Linked DNA regions of Homo sapiens: all the other regions are linked to region 4. The links are chromatin loops, found by intact Hi-C in ENCODE. Cell type or tissue: psoas muscle. All regions are shown on one strand. Region 1 overlaps ADGRA1 (adhesion G protein-coupled receptor A1). Region 2 overlaps ZNF511-PRAP1 (ZNF511-PRAP1 readthrough). Region 3 overlaps ADGRA1 (adhesion G protein-coupled receptor A1). Region 4 overlaps CFAP46 (cilia and flagella associated protein 46).

What was found. Peaks named below come from ENCODE experiments on the same cell type or tissue, not always from the same donor. Only the 100,000 strongest peaks of a DNase experiment are listed, where the experiment ranks them.
Region 1: a loop joins it to region 4, with 10 times the contacts of the local background. A loop is called at or near these places in 60 of 110 quality-filtered maps.
Region 2: it touches region 4 in a loop (3.0-fold over the local background); 14 of 110 quality-filtered maps call a loop at or near these places.
Region 3: a loop joins it to region 4, with 4 times the contacts of the local background. A loop is called at or near these places in 60 of 110 quality-filtered maps.

What each region holds. Positions count from the first base shown.
Region 1 is chr10:133,121,923-133,126,922 of GRCh38, forward strand. The region is part of intron 5 of ADGRA1 (adhesion G protein-coupled receptor A1); the gene reads left to right. Among named protein-coding and RNA genes, the nearest start is that of KNDC1, 36 kb to the right of the region's middle. RefSeq lists an enhancer at 4,890-5,000. In psoas muscle, a CTCF peak has its summit at 3,015 (motif pointing left); a DNase peak (open chromatin) is centred at 2,999; H3K27me3 peaks cover 227 bases.
Region 2 is chr10:133,311,155-133,316,154 of GRCh38, forward strand. It overlaps ZNF511-PRAP1 (ZNF511-PRAP1 readthrough), which reads left to right. Exons shown (of 9, transcript NM_001396060.1): 5 at 562-687. ZNF511 (zinc finger protein 511) reads left to right here. Exons shown (of 6, transcript NM_145806.4): 5 at 562-687; 6 at 1,634-2,007. The coding sequence ends at 1,712. It also overlaps a transcript of TUBGCP2 not described here. Among named protein-coding and RNA genes, the nearest start is that of ZNF511-PRAP1, 4.7 kb to the left of the region's middle. RefSeq lists enhancers at 2,913-3,182, 3,189-3,690. In psoas muscle, a CTCF peak has its summit at 2,844 (motif pointing right); a DNase peak (open chromatin) is centred at 2,867; H3K27ac peaks cover 932 bases.
Region 3 is chr10:133,114,916-133,119,915 of GRCh38, forward strand. All of the region lies in intron 5 of ADGRA1 (adhesion G protein-coupled receptor A1), which reads left to right. Among named protein-coding and RNA genes, the nearest start is that of ADGRA1, 29 kb to the left of the region's middle. In psoas muscle, no CTCF peak of the experiment used is centred here; a DNase peak (open chromatin) is centred at 2,966; H3K27ac peaks cover 1,534 bases.
Region 4 is chr10:132,834,279-132,839,278 of GRCh38, forward strand. CFAP46 (cilia and flagella associated protein 46) reads right to left here. Exons shown (of 58, transcript NM_001200049.3): 45 at 2,539-2,636; 46 at 1,864-1,940; 47 at 1,026-1,156; 48 at 376-497. Among named protein-coding and RNA genes, the nearest start is that of NKX6-2, 51 kb to the left of the region's middle. RefSeq lists enhancers at 2,022-2,552, 2,553-3,083, 3,084-3,613. In psoas muscle, CTCF peaks have their summits at 2,101 and 2,794 (motif pointing right); DNase peaks (open chromatin) are centred at 1,823, 2,183 and 2,783; H3K4me3 peaks cover 1,629 bases; H3K27ac peaks cover 1,120 bases; H3K27me3 peaks cover 346 bases.

The sequences.
Region 1 (5,000 bases), 290 kb after region 4:
CAGTGTGCCAGTGTGTGTGTGAGTGTGCTTGTGTGAGTGTGCATGCCTGTGTGTATGTGTGTGCCTGTGTGTGTGATGGGTGCCAGTGTGTGTGTGGTATGTGTGTTCCAGTGTGTGAGAGTGGGGGGGCATGTACGTGTGGAAGTGTCATGCAAGCATACGTGTGTGCACGTGTGAGCATGCGCGTGGTGTAAGGAGAGGCGCAGCATGGAGGCAGAGGCAGTGCTGCTCACCTGAGCCCAGGGACACAGTGTTGGTCTCAGAAGGGCTGCCCTGGGTGGCACCTGGGCCCAGGACCTTTTCGCTCAGGCTGTGATGGTGCCACTGCAACCGGTGAGAGGTGTGCAGCATCAGCCATGGCGGGAACAGAGCCGTGGCAGGACCACACCTGCAGTCTGCGTCCTCGCCCCGTTTCCCCGTGTCCCAGCGTGTGCTGATTCCGACCATCAGCTCCAACCAGCAGCGGGCTAGTGTGCCAGGAGGGATCACAGAGCCGGCAGCACTCAGGCTGGGCACGGGGCCGAGGGGCTAATGGGCGAGGGGCTGGGCAGGGTCAGCTGCAGGTGCCCCCTCTACTGCGAAGCTCCACCTGCACCACAGGCCTGTTTCTTGTCTCTTTCTTCTTTTCTTTCCTTTCCTTTTAAAAATACTTTCTAGATTTAATCATTTTTGAGTGTGCAGTGGAACATTTAGGAAGATGCCAGACACACCAGCACCGCCCAGGAACCTGCTGTCTTGGCCGGACACACCAGCACAGCCAGGAAACTGTGGTCACGACCCGCGGGGCAGAAGCGAGAACCTTGGGGCCGGCCCCACCCCTGGCCGTGCCTCCCTGGCCTGGCCCTGGGGCCTCCTTGTCTTTCCTCCCGGTTCACCAGCCAGGCACACGCATCCCCAGGCACACGCGTCCCCAGGCACACGCGTCCCCAGGCACACGCGTCCCCAGGCTGCACTGGCTTCGAGCTGTGTGTTCCTGGAGTTGTTGTCTCACCTGGTTTCATAGCAGATTTCTCTGATTTCTTTCCCTGCACGTGTTTCTTTAAGGCCCATCCTGTAACCGTCGGTAGCTGGGGCTCCCCATGTCCATGGCTGCACGGGACCCGCTTCTGGCGAGACCACGGGGCTTTATCCCTTTATCCCTCCTGCCGACTGTGGCACGTTGGTCTCCGAGGGCTCAGGTGGTCTGCAGGCTCGTCCCACCCATGCGGGGCTCAGCTCTAAGCCTGCTAACTCCTCACAAGCCCATCCCTGGCAGGGGCCCCGCGAGTCCCTCTGCGCCCGTCCCTCTGCGCCCGTCTGTGAGCATTGCTGGCTGCGCCGTCCTCTCTTGCCTCTGTGAAGCGTGTGCAGGTCTCTTCCGCTCTCTTCTGGGCCGCCCACTCTTCCTCACTGACGGGCAGGAGCCTGTGTTTGTTCCTCACATCAGCCCGAGCGGCAGAGACTTTCCCTTTCGCTGAGTCAGCTTTGGAACCCAAAGTCTGTGATACTGGGGTGCCTCGTGCTTCTAGGGATGGTTTAAGGTACCCGTCCTCATGCCACATCCACACCATGTCTCCTCCACGAGGCTCCCCAGTCACCCCCTGTGAGCAGCAGCACGCCCGTCCTGTAACTGTGTGTAGCTGGGGTTCACCGCACAGCTGGGGCCGCACCGCCTTCCCGTGGCTGCTGTGGCCACGGTGAAAGCTCAGTGGCCTAAAGCAACTCAGGGGGATCATCCGACAGTCGAGAGGCCGTAAGGTCCGAAATGGGCCCCGCTGGGCCGACGTCGAGTTGTGGGGAGGACTGCCTCCCTCCCCCCCCCCGGCACCTTCTGGGGCTGCCTCGGCCACCGTCACTCCTGGGCTTGGGGCCTCCTCCACCCTGAAAGCCAGCAGCCCTGCGTCCTCTCTCCACTGGGATCTCTGCCCTCCCTTTTAAGAGGACGCCGGTGATGTCAGTACAGCCAAACAACCCAGGGCAGTCTCCACCATTCACCGCCACTCACTTAACCCCATGTGCAAGGTCCCTCTTGACGCGTGAGGTGAAACCTTCACTGGTTTCAGGGAAGAGAACGTGGATGTCTGGGGGTGTTACTCAGCCGACATAGGACCGAGCTCTTGTTCTCCTGTGCGATGCTCATCTACCTGCCCCGGCACTGATGGCCGCTCCTCCCTCACTTGGCACTGGGTCACGTGGTGATGCACTCAGGGCTGGTCCCAGGCTCTGCACCCTCCCCGGCCAGCCCACCCTCTTGGGCTCTGCACCCTCCCCGGCCAGGCCACCCTCTTGGGCTCTGCACCCTCCCCGGCTCTGCAACCTCCCCGGCCAAGCCACCCTCTTGGGCTCTGCACCCTCCCCGGCTCTGCACCCTCCCTGGCCAGGCCACCTTCCCCGGGCTCTGAGCAATGTGCTCTGCCGTGAGTCAGCTCCCGCTTTGCCCCTCCGGACACCTCTGGGTCGGGTTCATAGCTCCCAAGGGGAAGCTGTTAGGATTTCACCGAGATTCAGATCCGCCCTCCCTTTCTAGAAACCTTCCCCCAAAGGCAGTGGTTGGCCTGACTCGCGGAAATCACGTAACCCGGAGATGTCCCAGCGAGTGGCCCTGGCGTGCGAGCCGCTGCCCCAACGCTGGGCACCTGGGCACAGAGGGGTGGGGTGGCCATTCCCCGACGCCCAGAGTCTGCCTGGGGCTTAGACGGGATTCGACGTAACAGAAGATGACGCTTGAGTGACAGATTCGTCAGCGCCCAGAGGAGGAGGACAAGCTGGACCCCTACCCTGGTTGGGGCTTGGAGCCATAGGAGAGGGTGTTCCCAGCTGCCAGACGGGCGGGAACAACTCCCCGGACACCGGTGGGCCGAGGCTGTTGCGAGGGGCCCACGTCAGGCGGTGGATGGTGGATGCTGGACCCAGCGGAGCACCCCCTTCCCCCGGCCCCGGCCCCGGCCCCGGCCCCGCGCCTGCACGTCCACGGCGGTGACTGCCCAGCGGCGGCGGCGAGAAAAGCGGCGGCCTCCCGCGCCCTCTGCCGGCTCACCGGGAAGGAGCCCGGAGCCGGTGGTGCGCCGTGGGTCCGTCCTGCACCACTCCTGTGTGCTGTGGGTCCATCCTGGACACTTCTGCGTCCCCTGGGCCCCTCTATCTCCCTGTCTTATCGTCTACTTTGCCGGGCATCCGTGTAGCCGCTGTAGCTCTCTTAATCTCACAGTTGGCACTGCATGGCCTTTTCCATCCAGTTACTTTCAACCTACTTGTGTCTTATACTCAAAGTGTTTCTATTCTAGTCACCATGTTCCAGAAGCTTACTATCTATTCTGACAACCTCTGCCTTTGGATCGGAGCTTTTAGCTTGTTAAAATTAATTGGAATTTTGATCTGGTTGGATTTAGTCTACATTTTACTGTTTGTTTTCCGTTTTTACCACTTTAAGTGATTGTTTTGCTCTTTGGAATTCTTCCATTTCTCCTTTACTTCCTTCTTTTGGATTATTTTAATATTTTTAAAAAATTTGTTTTAATGTTTTTGTTTGTTTGTTTGTTTGAGACGGAGTCTCGTTCTGTCGCCCAGGCTGGAGTGCAGTGGCGCGATCTCGGCTCACTGCAAACCCCGCCTCCTGGGTTCACGCCATTCTCCTGTCTCAGCCTCCCGAGTAGCTGGGACTACAGGCGCCCGCCACCACGCCCGGCTAATTTTTTTTTTTGTATTTTTTAGTACAGACGGGGTTTCACTGTGTTAGCCAGGATGGTCTCGGTCTCCTGACCTCGTGATCTGCCCACCTCAGCCTCTCAAAGAGCAGGGATTACAGGCGTGAGCCACCGTGCCCTGCCTAGTTTTTACCTAGTTTCTTATGGTTGCTCTAATGGATTAAAATCCGCAACCTTTCCACAGCCTATGTAGAGTAAAATTGTTCTCTTCATATAACATATTTACAGAAAACTTGAGACTATATAGGACCGTTTCCTGCCTCCCACCTTTCCTCCTGCAGATGCTGGGCAGAGCACCATCCCCAGTGCCCTCCACAAGGCACTGCTAAAGTTCTCTCTTTAAACAGTCATTGAAAGAGGGAGGAAATTAAGAAGGGGGAGACAAATCTTTTCTATTTATCCTTCAGCGTTTCTGGTGTTTCTCCTTCCTTCCGCACAGTCCAAGTCCCCCCAAGCAGCCCAGGGGCTTCCTGCTGTTCTGGTGAAGTCCGCAGCACGGACCCTCGGCCCAAGGCCCACCGTGCAGGTCTGGTTGGGGTTTTCCACAGGTGCGGTGCCTGCAGGAGTGTCTACTCTCCCTCCACCCTGAAGAATTTCATCTAACATGTCCTGAAGTACAGGTCGATACACGGAAAATGCTGTTAGTTTTATTTTTATCAGAAAGTATCTTTATTTCATCTTTATTCTTGAAGGATATCTTCTTGGGATATAGAGTCTGGGAAGCACAGGTTTCCTAGGGAGTCCCTGAGAACTACCAGACACAGGCCACCCCCTCCCACCACTGCACCTTGGAGCCCACTGAACGTGTGGGGCAGGGGTCTGTGGCCAACCCAGGTGTTCGCAGGAGCCGGGGAGACAGCGTCCATGGGGGATGGTCTCTGAGCCGGCCCCTAGGTCACCCATGCTCCGTAGGGGTGGCAGCCAGGGGTTGTCTCATGGGTCCGGGTGGGGGCTGGAGGCGGTGAGCAAGTGCACCCGGTCCGGGACACGCTGCATCCCGCTTGGATCCCTGGGCGCCCTCAGCACCGTTGCCAGGCCCTGCAGAGGGGAAGGTCAGCCCCTGCCCTGGGCTCGGGCTGTGCCTGTCAGGATGAGACTCTGCCCCTCCAAGGCGGGGTTCCTCGGTCTGACAGGGAGCAGATACTTCGGCCCTCCGACCTTCTTCCCCTGAGGCTGAGCGGGGCCTTAAAACTGTTTAAAACGGGGCACTGCTGGTCACTGGCCACGCACTACCCGCGGGGAGGGGCCATGACCTGGGGACCCGGTGGGACGCACAGCTCCCTGTGTGACCCCACGCTGCCCCGGGGAGCAGTCCCG
Region 2 (5,000 bases), 480 kb after region 4:
ACTTTCATAATCATCTACAATTTTATTGATCAGAGTTTTTCAGACTCTACATTTTCTCAAGTAGTAATTTGCTCTTTAAAATAAAAGAACTGGGAGAACCCACTGCAATGTGGGAGGCTTTACAAAGACTTACGTGTAAAGTAATTGTCTCCTTTCCGAGGGATCATTTTAAGGAGAAAAACCGTGCAATGCTGGATTAAGACATTCGTATTATGGAAGAGACTAGTTTATAGTCTCTGGTTAACTTTAGCAAATTTCTCACACTCATAAAAAGACCCGTGGCACCGTTGGCACCATAAAAATACTATTTTCAAAAAAAAGTATGATTGTTACAGTTAAGTTTATAAGATGCAGACTCTATTATATAAACAATGGCCTTGCTGTAATCATTCTCCTTTTCCCAGTATCTTAAACCACACTATAAAATCAGACTATGCCAAAATAGTAAGAAAATATGCTACTTACAGGGAAATCCAGTTTCTTTCTTGCATGTTCATTTCTGGGGAACACAGGGGCTGTGGGAGCCGTGCAGGGCAGTTACTCACTGCTCTCTCCCCGCAGCCCAGCCTCAGCAGAAGCCCCAGGGGACAGTGGAGAGCGGTCAGAAGGGGAGGCCATGGAAATCTGCTCTGAGCCTGTGGCAGCCTCCCCTGCACCGGCAGGTGAGAGGCGGATCTACAGACATAGGTCAGTGTCTGAGCTCTTTCTGAAACCCGTTCTCAACATGTGTTCGGTGCTGAGGATTCTGGGCTGCACCTGGGCCGCAGCTCTTCTCATACTGAATTCAGAAAGGTAACGCTGGGTAAGAAAATCGGCTTCCGCCAGAGAAGAAAGTCCAGATATCTCAGGTCCTGTGAATAACTTAGTTTCTCTCGCATACTCTGTTTTTGAGCCATTGAAGCGCAGGAATGCCAAGCACCACTCACTTTTCCTCATTGTCTGAGTGGGATGGAAAGAGTCTCACTTGCAGTTGCTTCAGTCACAACCCAGGCGTCTGCCTTAATAGCATCACCTGTGCCGTCTGCGTTTCTAGCGTCACCTGTGCCGTCTGCGTTTCTAGCGTCACCTGTGCCGTCTGCCTTCCTAGCATGACCTGTGCCGTCTGCCTTTCTAGCATGACCTGTACTGTCTGCCTTTCTAGCGTCACCTGTGCCGTCTGCCTTTCTAGTTAAAGTTGATTTTAAATTAATTTGGGAAAAACGGTGAACAAGTGGGGAAAAACATCACCAAAGACTCCAAACAGGTGGAACGATGAACTTAATGTTCCCTGCACCCTCCTTACAGATGCCTGGACTTTGGCCTGTGAATGAGCCCCGGGGGGCTGGGACAGTAGGGGTTTTCATGGAATGGACATGGGGTAGCAGGAAGTCTCAGCCCCAGAGGGCTTGGCAGGAGCCGCCCTCTCTGCGGAGTTCTTCCCAGCGGGTGTGCGTTGGTGGCTGGCGGGGACCCCCCACAGGAACTAGGTCTCAGGCTGTGGAAAGGGAGCTGCCCCAGGGCCCAGGAGGGCCGGCTCTGCATTCCGCATGTTCCCAGAGTGAAAGAGAATGAGAAGGAGACACACAAGTGCTGTTATGACCTGGGTTGTTGGTTGGCAAATACAGCATCTAATAGAAACTTTCTTCCATCCCAGAATACCCTCTACCATCTGCTTTGGTCAGGGTGCCGCTCGAGGATTTAAAAGCAACAAGAAGAAAACCAAACAATGCTGATAGACTCAGAAAAGGAGTGGGGGGCAGTCACCACTGCTGGGCGTGGCATCCGCCTTGGGCCTTTCTCCGACCTTCTGGTGTGGCCGCCCTGGGGGCCAGGCCCTCGCCATCCTCCCCATCCTTGTTCCTCAGCAAATGGCATTAGCAGCTGTCATCAGAAGCTGTGAGGGACCCACAGATTTTGGAAACGACCTGGACACACTATTGGGAAGGAGATGTGGACGGCCTGTCTCCTCCTGCAGGGCCCACCCTAAGAATGTATTTTTAAACACATGAAATAAGTATTTTTCACTGATGGTCTTGAGTCTTCATTTCTGTGTTGAGTCAGGTGCGGAGTGGTTATTGTTACCCATGGGTATTCTGTTTTCCACCCTCAGTTTTCAGGAAGATTTATAAAGTCCTGGCACCCCTCAGAGGTGGGTGATGGGGTAGGATACAGCACTCCACCTCGTCCCGGACCTCCTGGCTTTGGGAGCCACACCCAGTTGTCCTTGCCACACCACTTAGGGAGTAGACCTGGTGGGGGTAGGATCTGATGCCCACAGGGAGGGGCACTGGCTCTGGGGGCATGGGGTGCTTGGGGGTGTGTGGGATGCTGGGGGAGTGGGGGGTGCTGCCCCAGAGGGTGCAGGATCCATCACTAGTGCCAGCGGGGACCACAGAGCCTGCATCAGGAAATGCAGGCCAGGAGATTGGGGCTGGCATTGGATTGCAGAGATACACTGGGGGCAGTGTGTCCTGGAGAAATCACTCTGTTTTGATAAAATTAGGGCGCTCAGAGACTCCCGACCACGTCTTCCTCCAGCGGCCCTGTTCCCACAGCATGTGATATAGGCGGCAAGCCACCCAGGTGCCAAGGCAAGAGAACGAGGGCACGAGCTGTTCCAGTATAACAAATATATAAAATAACAGGAGTTATACTAGATATATGTCATAGATATGATTATATATGTATCACTAATCATTAGTTTGTAGTAATTATTCTTTATTCCAATATTATAATAATCCTCACTCTACAATCATAACCTAGGAAAAACCAGGCCATACGGAAATAGGAGCTGAGGGGACATAGTGAGAAGTGACCAGAAGACAAGAGTGTGAGCCTTCTGTCATGCCCGGACAGGGCCACCAGAGGGCTCCTTGGTCTAGCGGTGACGCCAGCGTCTGGGAAGATGCCCGTCGCCAAGCGGACCGTAGTCTAGTGGTAACGTCAGTGCAAAGGAAAAGCACCTGCTACTTAGCAGACTGGGAGAGGGAGTCTCCCTTTCCCTGGGGGAGTTTAGAGAAGACTCTACTCCTCCACCTCTTGTGGAAGGCCTGATATCAGTCAGGCCCGCCCGCAGCCATCTGGAGGCCTAACCGTCTCCCTGTGATGCTGTGCTTCAGTGGTCACACTCCTAGTCCGCTTTCATGTTCCATTCTGTACACCTGGCTCTGCACTTTAGATAGCAGTAGCAAAATTAGTGAAAGTACTAAAAGTCTCTGATATGCAGAAGTAATGGCGTAAGCTGCCTCTCTCTCTCTGCCTCTCTGCCTTGGCTGCCAAATGACGAAGGGCCCCCTGTCCAGTGGACACGTGACACACGTGACCTTACCTATCATTGGAGATGACTCACACTCTTTACCCTGCCCCCTTGTCTTCTATCCAATAAAAGTGCAGCCTGGCATTCTGGGCCGCTACCGGTCTCCGCGTCTTGGTGGTAGTGGTCCCCCGGGCCCAGCTGTCTTTTATCTCTTTGTCTTGCGTCTTTATTTCTACGATCTCTTGTCTCTGCACACGGGGAGAAAAACACACAGACCCTGTGGGGCTGGTCCCTTCATGTGACTGGTGTGCTCCTGGCCCCCTGCCCCTGGCATTGCCTCACAGCCCACTCCTTTTGGGGCTCTGGGTCTGGCTGGAGGCAGTGGGTGGTCATCTGCAGCTGCTGCCCAGCTCCACAGGATGATGCTGAGAGCTCTCCAGCAACCTGGAGTCAAGGAATCTCAAGGGCCTCAGGTTCAGAGCTGACATGGCACAGTGCTTCGTGCTCTGAAAACTGAAGGCAGGTTCCCAAGCACTCAAGGGAAGACACTAAAGCCTGAAGCCCAGGCCTGGGTGCATCAGTGAAGAGAGGTTTCACACGCACATGTGTGGGGTGGGAGATGAGCACTGGCCGAGGGTGGCTGTGGTGGGGCCGCCCGGGGCCTGTCGGCTGCTTGAGAAAGCACAACACAAGAAAAATGCAAACACGCAGATTTACTGCTGGTTCTCCATCTCCCTGAGAAGATCCTGCCCCAGCCCGTTGAATCCTCTGGCTCTTGCGTGAGCTCCCTGCACAAGGCCAGCAGCACAGCCCTGGCGGCAGCGCTCCACGAGGATGTATTAGCCCTTTCCACAACAGCAGATTCTGCTAAAACTCTTTTGTTCACAGCAGGACTGTTCTATACCCTTCGGGGACTGTTGGTCCTGGCTTCCAATCCTAGCTTCATCTCTGCCTGGAAGCGATTTGTTTATTCTGTCTCAGTTTTTCTTCTGACAAGTGGGGAGTGTAAAACTTCGGTATGAAGAATGTTACTGTTTTGTTTCAAAGCCAGCATCATAACTGTACGTGGGCTGCATCCGTTTCTAAGAAGATACTCATGTTTCTTTTCTTTCTTTCTTCTTTTTTTTTTTTTTTTTTTTTTTTTTTTTTTTTGAGGCAGGCTCGCTCTTCTTGCCCAGGCTGGAGTGCAGTGGCATCATCCTGGCTCACTGCAACCTCTGCCCCCTGAGTTCAAGCGATTCTCCTGCCTCAGCCTCCTGAGTAGCTGGAATTACAGACACACAACATCGTACCCAGCTACTTTTTGTATTTTTAGTAGATACAGGGTTTCACTATGTTGGCCAGGCTGGTCTCGAACTCCTGACCTCAGGTGATCTGCCTGCCTCAGCCTCCCAAAGTGCTGGGATTACAGTCATGAGCCACCACGCCCGGCAGAGATGCTCGTGTTTCAGCTGCAAGACCTGTGAGAGCTGAAGCCAGCTGGACTTCCTGGGTCGAGTGGGGACTTGGAGAACTTTTGTGTAGCTAGCTAGAGGTTTGTAAAATGCACCAATCAGGGCTCTGTAAAAATGCACCAATCAATGCTCTGTAGCTAGCTAGAAGTGTTTAAAATGGGCCAATCAGCACACTGTAAAATGGACCAATCAACACCCTGTAAAATGGACCAGTCAGCGGGACATGGGCAGGGACAAATAAGGGAATAAAAGCTGCCCCTTCCAACACACACACACAACCCCCTCCGCCACCCAGCCAGCAGTGGTGACCC
Region 3 (5,000 bases), 280 kb after region 4:
GGGCAGTGCCAGCCTCGGGTCCACACCTGGAATCCACCGTCTTTCCTGTGAAAAATGACCTCAGTGCATCGAAGGCCCCCAGGGGCCGCAACTCCATGAGTGCGACTGGTTGGTGGGGCAGCGCCACTGTCCTGGGGACGTGCTTCCAGTGGAGGGGTGGCTAGGAGCCTGGGGGGCTTCATCGAGAGGGTCCCGGAAGGGCCCAGTGGTCAGATTTCAGCGGTGCACCTGGGCCTCAGGCGATGGATGAGGTGCACCTGGGCCTCACCCATCGCCTGAGTGGGGCTGTCCCGAGTCCACCCTCAGCCCCTGAGCCCTCCTCACCCCTCGGCCTTCCCCTAGGCAGGGGTGGCGCAGGCTGGGGGCGTCCACATCGCCTCCAGCAGGGCAATGGCACACAGGCTCTGCCCAGCGGTCAGCAGCAGGCACGGGCAGGCACAGGGAGCGGGGAACCCCAGAGTAAAGGGAAACCGACAAGGCCTCTGCACCTGTGAAAGCCGGGCCCTGGATCTGGCCAAAGAACAGTCCTCACGAGGCCACAGCTGGACTCAGCCTAGAGGCCTGACCCCAAAGGACATGGTAGATCGGGGGTACCCCGAGAAGGGCAGCCCCCAGGCCTGGCCCATGCTTGGCAGAAGGGCGCGCAGTGCTAGCCAGCCACCTCCTTGAAGACTTGGTGGGAAATGAGTAATCACAGGTGGCTCCCCAGGAGGGAGGCCAGGACCCCGCCGGCACTGTGGGGACTCAGCACAGCCGAGGGTCGGCCGATGGCGTTGTCACCCCTCCCGGGCCCCTTGAACCACCCACTGCTGGGACCCTTGACACACCGGCTGCAAGCCTCCAACCCTCACTGTCCTCAAGAGGGCCACGTTCCCTTGTCCTCTGAGCCTCCAGGGCCACACATCAGACCCAGCCCTGAGACACCACTGCCAGGTCCTGGTGTACTACAGCCCCCAACCCCTCCCTGCCTTCCAGAGACCCTGCCCCAGGGGAGAGCTGGCGCTTTGCTCCAGCATCCACCCAGCAAGACCCTCTCCCTAACTTATCCCTCCCGCTCACCTCTCCCCTTCTCCCTCCCTCTTTTCCCTCCCCATTCCCCTCTCCCTCCCCCTCATTCCTCCTCTCCCCTCCCCACCTTCCATCGGCTTCAGGCCAAGCCCAGGGCTAGACGCATGCCTGGCCCACCCACGCCGCTCTGCAGGGGCATTCCTCGTGGAGCCCAGGCCCCTTGCCCCCCTACCCTGGGCCGCTGCCCAGTGCGAGGCCATACGGGGCGAGTGTGGATTGGGTGAAAGACACAGTAACGAAATGTGGTGAAAATGCTCCTGGGAACCGAGCTGATCCGCAGGGCCTGTGCCTTCGCCTATAACAGTCCCTCGGCCTGTGGGGGACCCCAAAGCTCCCAGCCGCCCTCCCCGCAGGGCCTGTGCCTTCGCCTTCACTGTCCCTCAATCCCAAAGCTCTTAGCTCCTACGTGGTCCAGGCTTTGTCAGCGCCCCACCCCCACCCCCCGCCACCACCCACGGTCCCTTCAGGGCCACCACGGCTACTCCAGCTCCCTCAGTCCCTGTCTGGGGGGCGTCCCTGGGCCCTGCCCAAACCCTTCTCCCACCCAGACCACACCCAAGGCCGCCCACCAGCTGCCCCCCAGCACACCCAACCCACCCACAGGCGTCCTCTCCCCCCAGGTGTGGCAGGGCCTCTCACGATGAAGAGACGCAGACACTCAACCAGAAACGGGCAGCCCGAGGAGGGCCCCCCTTCCTCAGTGGTGGGGATGCCACCTGTGTGCCAGGTGGAGCCGATGGAGCCCCAGGCTTCCTTCCTTTTGGCCGCGCCTCTTTCTTTCCTCCATCCTCTCCTCCTCATCTGACCCCCCAGCTCTGGTCAGTTCCGAGTCAGGCAAGGGGTGGGCAGGCGCCTCGAGCAGAGACTCCTCCAGGAACCCAAGCGAATGAGGAACGCCAGGATAGTGTCAGCACAGATGCAGGTCTGACCCCCAGTTCGGGACAGAGGGCGGGGAGGGTAAAGGGCGATGGGGACGCTTCTCACCATCGCTGTCCCCATCCAGTCACTGGAGCAGCTTGTGGAAGGTGGCCTCGGTCGGTCACGCTCTCTGTAGTGGGGTCCAGGGCTCAGTCCCAGGTGCTCTCATGGAGGCACAGGCAGAAGGGGGAAGGGGAAGGTATGAGCCAGCTGGTCGCCAGTATCAGAGCACCCCGAGTGAGGGGTCAGTGCCCGGCAGGAGCTGTGAGCCACATGCTATCTGGTCCAGAGCGAGGACTGCTGGCCACCTGTCTGTGAGTGGACAGAGGGACACAGTCCAAGGCACAGAGGCAGCACCCGGAGCCCACCCCTGCCCACTGCCTGGGCCCGAGACCCGAGACCTGTGCACACAGAGCAGGCACGCGCCGAAAGCCTGGCCTGAGTGAGTGCCCGGGGTGCCCAGCAAACACCCACGGAACAGCCTACTGACGGTGCATCCAGCCTGGAGCCCCACAGAGGCCAAGCGCTCAGCGTGGCCACACCAGACCTGCCCCCTGGGAGGTCCGGTGCACTGTGGACGTGGGCAGGGCAGAGCCCGGGAGACTGCCTGGGCCAGGAGGCCCCAGGATCAGGCCCTCACTAGCCCGGGCACCTGCTCAGGGCTGGTGCTCCCTGGTCCTACCCCTGGCACTCAGGCCGTGGACGGCCAAGAGGAGGCTGCCAGTTGTCAGCTCAGCATCTGGAATGGGCCTGGAGAAGGGGATTGACTGTGTCCCTGACCTCAGCTGAGTCCCATGTATTTCTGGGTTCTGCACACGTGACCTCAGTGGTTGAAATAACAAGGGCAGCCGGCAGTGACTTAGAGACACGAGACTGGCTGCTAGGCAGCTTGCAATCTGGTGACTTCATTCTGGGATCCTGGGAGGAGTCCCTGCCAGGCCCAGCTCCCCTGTCACCCTAGTTGCCAGCTCCAGCCAGTGGCCAGACAGCAATCATCCCTGCCCCTCCCTTTGCCCACGTGCTGGTCGTCCCCCTGTCTGGGACAGCAGCTGGGGCTGCGGCCAGTTGACTGGCAAAGCTGTGTTTGACAGTGGAGGCTGGGAGGGAATGAGCCAGCTGGTCAGGCCAGCCAGGTGAGCCCTGCGGGGAGCTGGACGTGTCCCCAAACTGACACCACCGTCCCCAATCAGCACTGGCACCGGCTTCCAGATGATTCTCTGGTCTCACCATCTTCAGGAACTGAGGCCCCACCAGCCTCTTCCTGCCTCATTTCCCAAACTGCCTTTTCATTAGAGAGTAAAACCCCTTGAGGACCAGCGGATGTACGGTCCATGGAGGCCTCAGGTCACGGTGCCCACAGGATTTTTAAGTTAAGGTACGTACGTTGTTTCTTTAGACATAATGCTATTGCACACTTAGTCAACTACAGTAGAGTATAAATACAACTTTTATGTGCTGTATTAGTCCATTTTCACACTGCCATAAAGAAATACCCAAGAGTGGGTAATTTATAAAGGAAAGAAGTTTAATTGACTCACAGTTCCACATGACTGGGAGGCCTCAGGAAACTTACAGTCATGGTGGAAGGTGAAGGGGAGGCCTCAGGAAACTTACAGTCCTGGCAGAAGGGGAAGGAGAAGCAGCACCTTCTTCACAAGGAGGCAGGAGAGAGAAGGGAAGAGTGAAGGGGGAAGAGCCTCCTATAAAACATTCAGTCTCGTGAGAACTCATTCAGTATCATGAGAACAGCATGAGGGAAGCCGCCCCCTGATCCAGTCACCTCCCACCAGGTCCTGCCCTCAACACATGGGGATTATGGGATTACAATCTGAGATGAGATTTGGGTGAGGACACAGAGCCAAACCATATCATGTGCACTGGAAAACCAAAAAATTTGTGTGACTCACTTTATTGCAGTGGTCTGGAACTGAACCTGTACCACCTCTTCAGTGTGCACACACACATCACACACACATGCACTCATACACTTACACTCACACACGTACACTCACACACCACACACACATGCATTGCACACATGTGCACACACACTCATGCATTTACATCACACACACGCACCACACACACACTTGCACTGCACACGTGCACATTGAGGCACTTACATGCACTCACACCACACACATACACTCTTGCATTGCACACTGCACACACACACGCACTCACATGCTCACATCACACTTGCACGCACACCCGCAAAGCACCCCACATGGAGCACAGCTCAAGTCACAGCACAGGTGAGGGCTTCAGCTAAAGTGCAAACCGAGACGGGCGTGGCAGAGGAGGCCATGACCATGACCTGAGGTCTCCGCGGACCTTACAGCCACTGGTCCTTTATTGCCAAAAAAAAAAAAAATGCTAGTGACTTCAGCAAGTCATAATCTTCCTGCGGGTGGAGGGTCTCACTGCGATGTGGATGGCCGCTGGGGCTGACCAGGGTGGTGGTGGCAGAAGGCTGGGGCGGCTGTGGCAGTTTCTTAAAATAAGACAACAATGACATTTGCCACATTGATAGACTTTTCTTTTCACAAAAGAGTTCTCTGTAGCACGTGGTGCTGTTTGGTGCACTTTACCCACAGTGGAACTTCTTTCAAAACTGGAGTCATCCTCTCAAACTCTGCCACGGCTTGGTCAACTCAGTGTATGAAATAGTCTCAATCCTTTGTTGTCATTTCAGTAATGTCCACGGCATCTTCACCAGGAGCAGATTGCATCCCAAGAAACCACTTTTTTGCTCATCCATAAGAAGCAACTCCTCACTGGTTACATTTTACTGTGAGACTGTAGCAATTCAGTGCCATCTTCAGGCTCCACTTCTAATTCTTGGGTGGCCAGGAGCATTGTCAACTAGCAGCAATATTTTGAAAAGAATCTTTCTGAGCAGTAGGTCTCAACAGTGGGCTTTAAATATTCAGCAAACCATGCTGTCAACAGATGTGCTGTCACCAGGCTTTGTTGTCCACTTAACGGAGCACAGGCAGAGTAGATTGAGCATC
Region 4 (5,000 bases):
TGAGCCACAGGATTTTGGGATCATCTCTGATCCACCAGCCAAGCTAAACGGTGCCAGGTGTCCGTCCCCTCTGCCTTCCTTCCCACCCCAAATCAAAGCAGCCCGGGCGGTCCCTTGGAGGTGCTTGCCCTCCCACCCCACACTTGGGCCAGGGGCTGGAGGGACCGTGGGCAGTGGGCAGTGGGCAGTACTCCTCCAGGCAGGAATGGAGGCAGAACCAGAAGAATTGCTTCCTGGGAGCAGGCAGGCGGCGCCGAGTCCTGAACAAAGGCGGCCGAGAAGGCACAGCAAGCACACGTGGTTGGCCACAGCACTGGACACACGTGTCCATGCGTGAGCGTGGTGGGGTGCCAGCCTCAACGTCATCCCCAGTACCTGGCCTTGGAGAGGCTGAGCAGGGGGAATAGCGGCTGCAGAAGCTCCTCCAGGGGCCCCAGGACGCTACTGAGCCTCTGCACAGGGCGCTCCTTCTCTTCCACCTGCAGGCCTTCTGGTTCCTACCGCAATCCAAAAAAGAGGCCCCCGTAGCAAACAGGGCGCATGGCCCAGACCCCGCGAGGGCCAGGCCCCTGCAGAAAGGCCGAGCTCCTGCCCCTTCTGCAAACAGCATGGTGGACAAGGGCACCTGGCTCGGCAACGAGGGCCCCATAGCACCTGGCCCATCCTCTGGAGGGTCACCCTGAGACCCCAGCCCCCACCCATCTCCTCTGCCCGCACCACGGAGGGTCCTGCCTGTGGGGACAGCCGGGCCCAGGTGACCCTGAGCTCTGCGGAGCAGAGTGGACCAGGCCCCTCCTGTTTGTGCTTCAGGGATCAGACATGGCCAAGGAGCCCAAGGAGCAAGTTCTCCCCCCACATGGAGCTTGGCCTGGGAGTTGGGCAGTGCCCGGGTGTTGGGATGGCCCAAGCCCTTCAGCAGCCTGGCCTAGCGCCCCGCCCCTCCCCCCACCTCGCCAGGGTCCTGGCTCCCAGGGGTGGGGAGCAGAGGGTCCCGGCTGGGTGGCTTGGAGCCTGGAGGGCCTCACCGAGCCTATGTTCAGGGCCATGTCCTCACTGTACACCTGGGCCTGGGTCTGCTTCCGGAACTGCTGGGCACAGGCCAGCAGGTGGGAGAAGGCAGTGGGACTTATGGCCAGACGCATCACCTTGCAGGAGCCTGTGGGGACATGGACACACCCTCTGTCGCTGCCCAGGGCTGAGGATGGCAGCTGGACCGTGCATGGTGAGCACTGGGAAAAGGGCTGCTGTCCCACAGGAAAGGCTGCATGGATGGAAGTCCCTTCCTTCATGTGGGGTCCCCCTGGTCCCATGCTGTGGAGACGCTGCCACATCATTGCGCAGGCAGCGGATGGGCCTCCTGGGCCCCAGGGAAGCACACGCCCCGTCTACACCTGTTTCCAGAATGTCACAGGCTCTACAGACCCCTCCATCCCTGTGGGTGGAGGGCTGGGAGAGGCCACACCCCTGGGACCCCAGCGGCTCCCTGGTGGGCCTTCAGCTTCTGGAAGGAAAGGGCCCGTGTGCAGGGAACCTGAGGCACAGTGGGTATCAGCTCTGCTCCCGCCCCCGCTCCCCTCCCGAAACCACTCCCCTCCCGCCCCTGCTCCCCCTTCCCCATGCTCCCGTCCCCTCCGCTCCCCTCCCCCTGCTCCTGCCCCTGCTCCCCCCTCCCCCCACTCCCCTCCCCACTTCCCGTCCCCGCTCCCCTCCCCTTCTCGCCCTGCTCCCCTCCCCCTCTCGCCCCGCTCCCCCTCCCCTCCACCTCTCACCTCCCCCTCCCGACACAGCCCTGCTCACCTCCCCACTCTCGCCCATGCTCCGCCTGCCCTGCTCCCCCTCCCCCTCCCCTGCAGCCCTGCTCACCTCCCACCGCCTGCACCTTTCCTTTGGCTGCAGTAATGAACTTGGGTTTCTCGTAGGCAGCGCCGTACAGACGGGACCTGCTGGCAGGACGTGGGCCAGGGTCGCAGGCAAGCCATGAAGGAAACACACCTCACAGCCCAGCTCCAGCGACCTCAGAGGAGCCCAGTGAGGCCAACTCTGCAGACCATGGACGCCCAGCAGGGCCCTCCCCGTGTGCGCCTCCAGGGGCACCGCTGGGTGTGCATGGCCGGTCAGGACGTGGATTGAGAACACGCTGGGTCATGCACCGGGCACTTGGCCACGGCCAGTGAGTTCTGTGGTCACTGCCAGAGGCACCGCCGGCTGGCTCCAGGCCAGTGGGAGCTGGAGAGGACAGCTGTCCTGCTCTCGGCTCCACCATAACAGTGACCTTCGGGTCCGGACGCCCAGACCAGACACAAAGACCCTGTACTGGAGACAGGTCACAGGAAGGGGTGTGTGGCGTCTCTGGACGGCCCCCCCCCCTTGGGGTACCCGGTGTCTGTCCGGCACCTTCTTGGGACTGTCCGGGCGTTTCCCGAGTCCCAGGCCTCCCTGGGGTGGGGCTGAGGTGTGGGCAGCCCACGGCTGGGTCTCTGCCTCCCTGAGGCCTCTCAGCGGGCTGGGGGCGGCCTCAACAAGAAGGAGCGGCTTTACCTGTCCCCTGAGAGGTGCAGAAAGAGGATCCAAAAGGTCGGAGGCATCTCATTCAAGAGGTTAAAATGCTGCTCAGTGACGCAGAGATTTTGCCAAGCCTGTGTGGCGAAAAACGGCCATCAGGGGATGCATTTAGGACGCAAGGACGTCGCTGTGCTGTTCCCCTCATTTCCAGGAGACCTCGTGGCAGAGCCACGGCGGGGGCTTTGTACCCTTCCTGCCCGAGGCTGGGCCCTTGGGGTGGGGGGCCCTGCTGGAAGTGACTCGGGGCTGCCACCAGGGGGCAGCAGAGGCACGCAAGAGTCACCGGCGGCCCCAAAATGTCATTTCTCTCCGGTTGTTAATGTTTAGAAACCTGATTTGCATGACGCAAAGTGCATGTTCACCAAACCCAAAATAACAAATGGAAAATTCTCCAGCGCCGCCTCTGTGAGTGGTGCCTTTCCCTCCATCCTTCTGTGTCCTCCACACCACACATGGAGACATACATGTACAGACACATGGATGCATGCAGACACACACGCGTGCACAGACACGCACTCACGCAGACAGGCACGGACACACACAGATGCACGTGTACATGGACCCAGACACAGACATGCACGGACACAGACACCCACCCGTGCATAGACGTGCTCACGCGGACATGCACAGACACACACATGCACACGTACACAGATGCACACAGACGCACACAGACATGCACAGACACACGCACACGTACACAGATGCGCACACACAGACATGCACGGACACACACATGCACACGTACACAGATGCGCACGGACACACGCACACGTACACAGACATGCACGGACACACACGCACACGTACACAGATGCACACAGACATGCACGGACACACATGCACACGTACACAGATGCACACACACAGACATGCACGGACACACACATGCACACGTACACAGATGCGCACGGACACACACGCACACGTACACAGATGCACACAGACATGCATGGACACACATGCACACGTACACAGATGCACACACACAGACATGCACGGACACACACGCACATGTACACAGATGCACACACACAGACATGCACGGACACACACAGATGAACACATACACGGACCCAGACACGCAGACATGCACGGACACAGACACGCACGTGTACACAGACGCACACACTCACGCAGACATGCACGGACACACGTGTACACAGTGCAGACTCAGAGCCGTGCCCCCATGCTCCCCTGGGGAAGGCCCTCTCTTCCTGGCCTTAGGCCCCTGGGATGCCAGTCGGCTGTGGTCAGGTGGTGCAGGCAGCAGCTCCGGCCCGTCCGCTCCCGTGGACTATGAGTCTGTCTAATACCAGACCCGGCACGCAGTTCAGGCTCCTCACCACCAGCGGCAGGCGGCCACCACAGCCCCTGAGGGCCAGCCAGAGGGCTCCTGGAGGCTTGGGCCTCTCCGCATGGGCAGCCCTCCATCGAGCTGTGAGGCTTCTGGTTCTGAGTCATAGCTTCAAGTTTGCACAAACAAAGCAGTTTTTATAAAACTTACTATCAAAGTAGAATATACAGAAAGTGGCGTAAAAGCCCATGCGTGAAAAGCTCGATGGATTTTTGCAGTGGGCACACCTGTGTGGCCAGGCAAAGAGATGGGACATTGCCGGCCACTGGCCCTCGTCCCCACAAGGGGACCACAACAGATTCTAGCAGCTCAGGTGGGCTTTTCTGCCGGGCCTCTGGCTTGCGCCGTGGGCTTCACCCAGGTGGAGCGTGGGGCTGGCCTTCCTCCCTGCAGATGCCACAGCTGGTAATGCCACAGCTGGGAATGCCACAGCGTCTTCATCCGTTCTGTGGCCAAGGGCATCTGGGTGGCTTCCCGTCAATGGGGGTCATGAGCGATGCTGCTCTCTGGGGACCCCAGCGAAGGATTTCTACCGGGCGCAGAGTCAGGTGCAGACTTGCTGTGTCAGCTACAGCGATTCTGCCAGAACCCTGCCCAGGGGCTGCTGCACCCACGGGCTACTGTGCCAAGGGGCAGGCATGAGGCCCAGGGAGCCTCAGCTGCCCCCATCCCCGTCTCATCCCCACTGGCCGTGTCCTCCTTTTCCATGGGAGCCATTCTGGTTGGTGTCTGGTTATCTGCGTCAGGCTTCAATTTTGCATTTCCCTGACTAATGAACTTGAGCACCATTAAAATTATTGGCCACACGAATCTCTGCTTTTGTGAGATTCCAACCTCGTGCCATCTTCAATCAGTGTCTCCTTTTCTTACTGAAAAGGGACCTACACCCTTCATCCATGTGGGACACACATGTGTCGGCAACCTAGTGTCAATATCTTCTCATTCTCTGTGGCTGCCCCTTGACTCTCGGCAGGGCGTTTTTGGTGAACAGAACTTCTGAATTTCAGCGCAGTCTGATTTGTCGTTTTTCCCTTGTACGGCTCCTACCCTGTGTCTCCCGTGGCCACAGGGGGGTGGCGCA